2 separate regions of the Homo sapiens genome follow, and region 1 is linked to region 2. Evidence: chromatin contacts called from ENCODE Hi-C or POLR2A ChIA-PET data. All regions are on one chromosome and are shown on one strand. Each heading gives the region's core, a stretch centred on a gene start or an enhancer-like site at or near the end of the contact. The rest is flanking DNA. Distances are from core to core; before and after follow the strand shown. Region 1 overlaps EXOC2 (exocyst complex component 2). Region 2 overlaps IRF4 (interferon regulatory factor 4).

Evidence for each region. Hi-C counts contacts between places; a loop is a spot of excess contacts on that map. ChIA-PET counts read pairs that join two places held with the same protein, here RNA polymerase II (POLR2A). Pooled maps may share reads with other maps.
Region 1: a map of GM12878 shows a loop between it and region 2 (2.8-fold over the local background). The contact joins two enhancer-like sites. A Hi-C loop is called at or near these places in 4 of 168 maps with a recorded cell type or tissue (CD4-positive, alpha-beta memory T cell, GM12878, GM20431 and 1 more), 21 of 37 single-sample maps with no recorded cell type and 13 of 50 pooled maps. POLR2A ChIA-PET finds 5 or more read pairs at or near these places in 16 of 52 experiments (CD4-positive, alpha-beta T cell, GM12878, H1 and 9 more).

What each region holds. Positions count from the first base shown.
Region 1 is chr6:497,412-500,798 of GRCh38, forward strand. It overlaps EXOC2 (exocyst complex component 2), which reads right to left. Exons shown (of 28, transcript NM_018303.6): 24 at 2,234-2,289; 25 at 1-78. Among named protein-coding and RNA genes, the nearest start is that of IRF4, 110 kb to the left of the region's middle. Within about 2 kb of position 1,665, at least 4 of the 41 ENCODE cell types and tissues checked have a DNase peak (open chromatin) inside an H3K27ac peak, as active enhancers do.
Region 2 is chr6:409,031-411,946 of GRCh38, forward strand. IRF4 (interferon regulatory factor 4) reads left to right here. Exons shown (of 9, transcript NM_002460.4): 9 at 1-2,413. Among named protein-coding and RNA genes, the nearest start is that of IRF4, 19 kb to the left of the region's middle. RefSeq lists enhancers at 1,098-1,187, 1,608-1,757, 2,658-2,807. Within about 2 kb of position 1,606, at least 3 of the 41 ENCODE cell types and tissues checked have a DNase peak (open chromatin) inside an H3K27ac peak, as active enhancers do.

The sequences.
Region 1 (3,387 bases), core at 415-2,914, 88 kb after region 2:
TCGACTGAGCTCTTCAGAAACTGCTTCTATCACCTTGGATAGTACCCGAGGGACCAGTTCTTTGGAAATGGTGAACACCTGGTTTGAAATAGGAAGACATGGTGCTTTGTGGGGCTTTTTGACTTGAATTTGTTAAAGACAAAGTTAACATTCAAAACAAAACAAAAGAAAATCAACAGGACTTCTAAGTCATTTTTAAAAGGCCAAAATTATAAATGAAAGGAAGATACAGACTTATATTTAAATTCTATTGACTGATTAACAACAAAAATTCTCTTAAAAATACAATATTGGCAAATATAATTTTGAAAGGCATTACTGATGTTGACAAAATAAAAACTGTTTTGAACATTTCTTTTGCCTCTTGCCCCTTTCACTGGAAAGAAACATCTCTAAAGAAGAAATTAGAGAAATAAGAACATACTGGGTCAATATTTTACCACAATTTAAAAAAATATTGTGTCAGACTCTCCTTAAACTCTGACAAACACCATTTCATATGGGGTACCCCATTCTGTATTGGAGAACAAGCCCCCCCTCCACAATTTTACACATACTGTACTCAATATGTATTTCATTTTATTTGACTTACATTATTTTCAAACCTTAAAGTTTGAGACTTTCAAACTGAGAGTTACTGTCTTTGGAGATTTACTGAAACATCTGACTCTGCTGACTCATAAATGACAGTAAATCATATTTTCTTTTTAAGCTTTTCCTTTTTTCAGATTGAGCCACTAGCATTAAATATTTGAATTAACCCAAACATAACTTGAGTGTCCAAGGAAATTTTTGGCAATTTAAGATTATGTAGCAAATAGTAAATACTATGAATGAAATTCTCCTTTCAGTCATTATAAGCCCATGGCAATTGATAATAGACATTAATAAAAGCTGCCTCACTAGGAATCAGCACCATCACTACAATTTCCACAGATCTCACAGTTCTGCCCACCTACCGAAGAAATGCTTGCAACAACTGCACCTAAATTTGCACTTTGGGCTCAAATTCTATAGGATGCTACCATAACAAAAACAGAATTTTTATATTTTTTATAAGATCACAATTAAAAATATTGCTCCTTATAAAAAGATCTATGTGGTGACTTCCTGCCTGAGTTAAATCATATAAAAACTCTATTGTTAGAGATGAATTTGTATGTTTCCCTTTCATAAGAACTGGAAACTGTAACGTTCTATAGTTTTCTTTCTGCTCTTGGCGCTTCAAACTTCTAGCCAAATTTAGGAACCAGGTAGTGTTATCTTTGTCTTCCCTGGTCATATTCGGGTTTCACTCTTAATTAACCATGTTTTTTCAGTTTACCTTGATGGCCTCAGATACTTTTGGATGCAGCAGGCGGCATAAACCTAAAAACACCCTTCTTGGATGCTTGTCGCCCAAGAGGCACCTGGGCAACGGTGGAAACGACTGAATGGTAGCCTCTTTGATCTGCCCCACTTTATCTGGTCCCCCATTAGTCTGTGAGCCACAGCCACTCTCAAAGTGTTGGCAAAGCAGTGAGTAACAAATCCTGAAATGACTGAATGAAAACAGGCAGCCATAGATCATGGTGGTAGCTCTGGTCTCTTCTTTCAATGTTCCTCAGAAGAGTCCTCCTAACCAGGATGTTCACTGAGGATGTTAACACAAAGCTTAAGATGAAAGCGTGTCAAGTGAGAGCAAGTTTTCGCATGGCCCAGAAGCACCAATACTGTCTGCATGACCCTAAGTCAACCACGGACAGGAAACCACGCATCTGTTCCAGTGTCGGCCTGCCCCGAGTCTCTTTCTAAGCAGTGTCTGCCTTTCTGGAATCCCAGCCACTGCTACAGGAATCAGATACCAGTGCTTATTTGTACACAGGCTAAAAAGAGGTTAATTCATTTTCCAAGATAAGGGATTTACTATTCTTTGAAGGATAAACATCCTTGCAATCTATCTTCACCTTTCAAATATTTATGAATTTAGCTGGAATTATCAAAGAAAACATACAATTTCAGAGAAAGACTCACAGTTAAACACACACACACACACACACACACACACACACACACACACACAGAGACAGAGAGAGACAGACAGTGCGAGCAAGAGCTGAACTGTATCTTATTTATACCCAAGACACATTCTGAGGGAAAAAAAAGACCACCATAGAAATAATCAAATTTACATCTTTCTTTTTTCTTTTTTTTGGTTATCCATATCTCTTAGGAACATCTAATGATACTTTACCTCTGCATGCACGGCAATTATATTCACCAGTGCTTCTTTTAAATAGTTTCTGACACCTGAAATTGAAATAAAGGAGAGAAAGAAGGCATTAATAATAACACAAGCTCCCCTCCCCTGCTGGCAGGCTGTACCCCATGCTTTAGAGTTTTCTGAGGAGAAACAGAAAGTAACACCACCACTATTTCCTTTTGAGAATCAAATGGTGAAAGGAGTATTTCCATACAGGTCAAAAAGAAAAAAAAAGAAATGAGAAGTTTTCTTTTATTGTTTTTCATTTCTGTCACTGTTTATGTTCTCTATAACTGGCTCTCAGTCGGCCTCAAAATGAAAATTTAAGAATGTTCTTCAGTTTCTTCACGCACACACACACAGAGAATATATATAGATAAGTATCTATATATACTGTAAAACATATACACACTGTAAAACATATACGGTAAAACATATATACTGTAAAACACACACACACACTCAGTATAAGCAGTAACACAAAATACAGAGGGTGTTTAACAATGCTTATAAAATGCACATTAAATATCAATTATAGCATCTTACTACCAAAGGTGAAAGTCAAGTTATTGAGCAGAAGGACCATTTTTGTCTTAAGGAATCACTTTTAGGAGAAACTCCTTATAAAACTGAATTTGATTCTGTAAGCAAGTTAAAGCCTGGACAAAATAAAACATCAGATTTTAGGTACAAGTTCAATGAGCCTCACTTTGCTCAAAAGCAGAAACACACAGGATTTAAGAATGTGGGGTCTGAGGTCTGACTATTGGGGACCAAACCCCAGTTTCGACAGCTGCTAGTTGTGACTTTTGGCAAGAAGGCTGTGAGCCTCAGTTTTCTCATCTGTCACAGGAGAATAATAATTGTCCCACCCTTGGGGGGCTGCAGTGAGGATGAAGGGGGATGCATGCCATAGGTCCTGGCATTCACAGCGTTCACTAAGAGCTTTCATTATCATCATTTTGCAGGAAAAAAACCCCATAAAAACAAAATACTGTTTTATTGTGTTTCCAAAACAATTCCTTTCCCTTGAAGTGGGAGATTCCAGATGCCTTCTAGAGCTGCACACACTGAGAACATCTCCTCTATAGAACAGGGAAAATGCTGCACTGTAAAAGCATGGATGTTCCCAGTAACAACATTAA
Region 2 (2,916 bases), core at 356-2,855:
GCCGTTTCTCATACTACAGGATATTTACTATTACTCCCAGGATCAGCAGAAGATTGCGTAGCTCTCAAATGTGTGTTCCTGCTTTTCTAATGGATATTTTAAATTCATTCAACAAGCACCTAGTAAGTGCCTGCTGTATCCCTACATTACACAGTTCAGCCTTTATCAAGCTTAGTGAGCAGTGAGCACTGAAACATTATTTTTTAATGTTTAAAAAGTTTCTAATATTAAAGTCAGAATATTAATACAATTAATATTAATATTAACTACAGAAAAGACAAACAGTAGAGAACAGCAAAAAAATAAAAAGGATCTCCTTTTTTCCCAGCCCAAATTCTCCTCTCTAAAAGTGTCCACAAGAAGGGGTGTTTATTCTTCCAACACATTTCACTTTTCTGTAAATATACATAAACTTAAAAAGAAAACCTCATGGAGTCATCTTGCACACACTTTCATGCAGTGCTCTTTGTAGCTAACAGTGAAGATTTACCTCGTTCTGCTCAGAGGCCTTGCTGTGGAGCTCCACTGCCATGTACCCAGTAGGGTTTGACATTTCATTAGCCATGCAACATGGATATGTATTGGGCAGCAGACTGTGTTTCGTGAACTGCAGTGATGTATACATCTTATAGATGCAAAGTATTTTGGGGTATATTATCCTAAGGGAAGATAAAGATGATATTAAGAACTGCTGTTTCACGGGGCCCTTACCTGTGACCCTCTTTGCTGAAGAATATTTAACCCCACACAGCACTTCAAAGAAGCTGTCTTGGAAGTCTGTCTCAGGAGCACCCTGTCTTCTTAATTCTCCAAGCGGATGCTCCATTTCAATTGCTTTGTGACTTCTTCTTCTTTGTTTTTTTAAATATTATGCTGCTTTAACAGTGGAGCTGAATTTTCTGGAAAATGCTTCTTGGCTGGGGCCACTACCTCCTTTCCTATCTTTACATCTATGTGTATGTTGACTTTTTAAAATTCTGAGTGATCCAGGGTATGACCTAGGGAATGAACTAGCTATGAAATACTCAGGGTTAGGAATCCTAGCACTTGTCTCAGGACTCTGAAAAGGAACGGCTTCCTCATTCCTTGTCTTGATAAAGTGGAATTGGCAAACTAGAATTTAGTTTGTACTCAGTGGACAGTGCTGTTGAAGATTTGAGGACTTGTTAAAGAGCACTGGGTCATATGGAAAAAATGTATGTGTCTCCCAGGTGCATTTCTTGGTTTATGTCTTGTTCTTGAGATTTTGTATATTTAGGAAAACCTCAAGCAGTAATTAATATCTCCTGGAACACTATAGAGAACCAAGTGACCGACTCATTTACAACTGAAACCTAGGAAGCCCCTGAGTCCTGAGCGAAAACAGGAGAGTTAGTCGCCCTACAGAAAACCCAGCTAGACTATTGGGTATGAACTAAAAAGAGACTGTGCCATGGTGAGAAAAATGTAAAATCCTACAGTGAAATGAGCAGCCCTTACAGTATTGTTACCACCAAGGGCAGGTAGGTATTAGTGTTTGAAAAAGCTGGTCTTTGAGCGAGGGCATAAATACAGCTAGCCCCAGGGGTGGAACAACTCTGGGAGTCTTGGGTACTCGCACCTCTTGGCTTTGTTGATGCTCCGCCAGGAAGGCCACTTGTGTGTGCGTGTCAGTTACTTTTTTAGTAACAATTCAGATCCAGTGTAAACTTCCGTTCATTGCTCTCCAGTCACATGCCCCCACTTCCCCACAGGTGAAAGTTTTTCTGAAAGTGTTGGGATTGGTTAAGGTCTTTATTTGTATTACGTATCTCCCCAAGTCCTCTGTGGCCAGCTGCATCTGTCTGAATGGTGCGTGAAGGCTCTCAGACCTTACACACCATTTTGTAAGTTATGTTTTACATGCCCCGTTTTTGAGACTGATCTCGATGCAGGTGGATCTCCTTGAGATCCTGATAGCCTGTTACAGGAATGAAGTAAAGGTCAGTTTTTTTTTGTATTGATTTTCACAGCTTTGAGGAACATGCATAAGAAATGTAGCTGAAGTAGAGGGGACGTGAGAGAAGGGCCAGGCCGGCAGGCCAACCCTCCTCCAATGGAAATTCCCGTGTTGCTTCAAACTGAGACAGATGGGACTTAACAGGCAATGGGGTCCACTTCCCCCTCTTCAGCATCCCCCGTACCCCACTTTCTGCTGAAAGAACTGCCAGCAGGTAGGACCCCAGAGGCCCCCAAATGAAAGCTTGAATTTCCCCTACTGGCTCTGCGTTTTGCTGAGATCTGTAGGAAAGGATGCTTCACAAACTGAGGTAGATAATGCTATGCTGTCGTTGGTATACATCATGAATTTTTATGTAAATTGCTCTGCAAAGCAAATTGATATGTTTGATAAATTTATGTTTTTAGGTAAATAAAAACTTTTAAAAATTTGTTATGGAATGTGTGTGTGTGTTATTAAACATGCATCCTGATAGCTTTTAAAGCACTTTCTCCTGCGGTTACGTTCCTTCAGAGAGGCTGCTGTACGTGTCTCTGAAATCAGATCTCCAAGTGTTCACCTTGTTAAAGAGACAAACGCTGGCCAAGTGCCGGGCTGCTCCTCCCACACAGAGGAGTGTCTGTGAAGAGTAATCATCCTGCTCTCCCGTTAGCATCTGCCTCCTCTTCCTTTATCTGTACTTTAAAAGGTTTAGGGCTTTCAAGGAAGTTGTTTTTAATGTTTTCTTTTGTTTATATTCGAAGCTCCTCTGATTTTGGTCATTGCTAAAAAGAAGGGATATAGGTTAACTAACACTCCAAATGTGAAAATCAAATGGAAAACTGGATAAAGAGAACAGGATTTAGATGGAACCCCTGGGGATCCGTACGTCTGCTGTTGACCTCAGCTCCAAACTCTTCCTCTCTCTGAGCAGCCAGGCAAGGGAGTCTCCTTTCTCA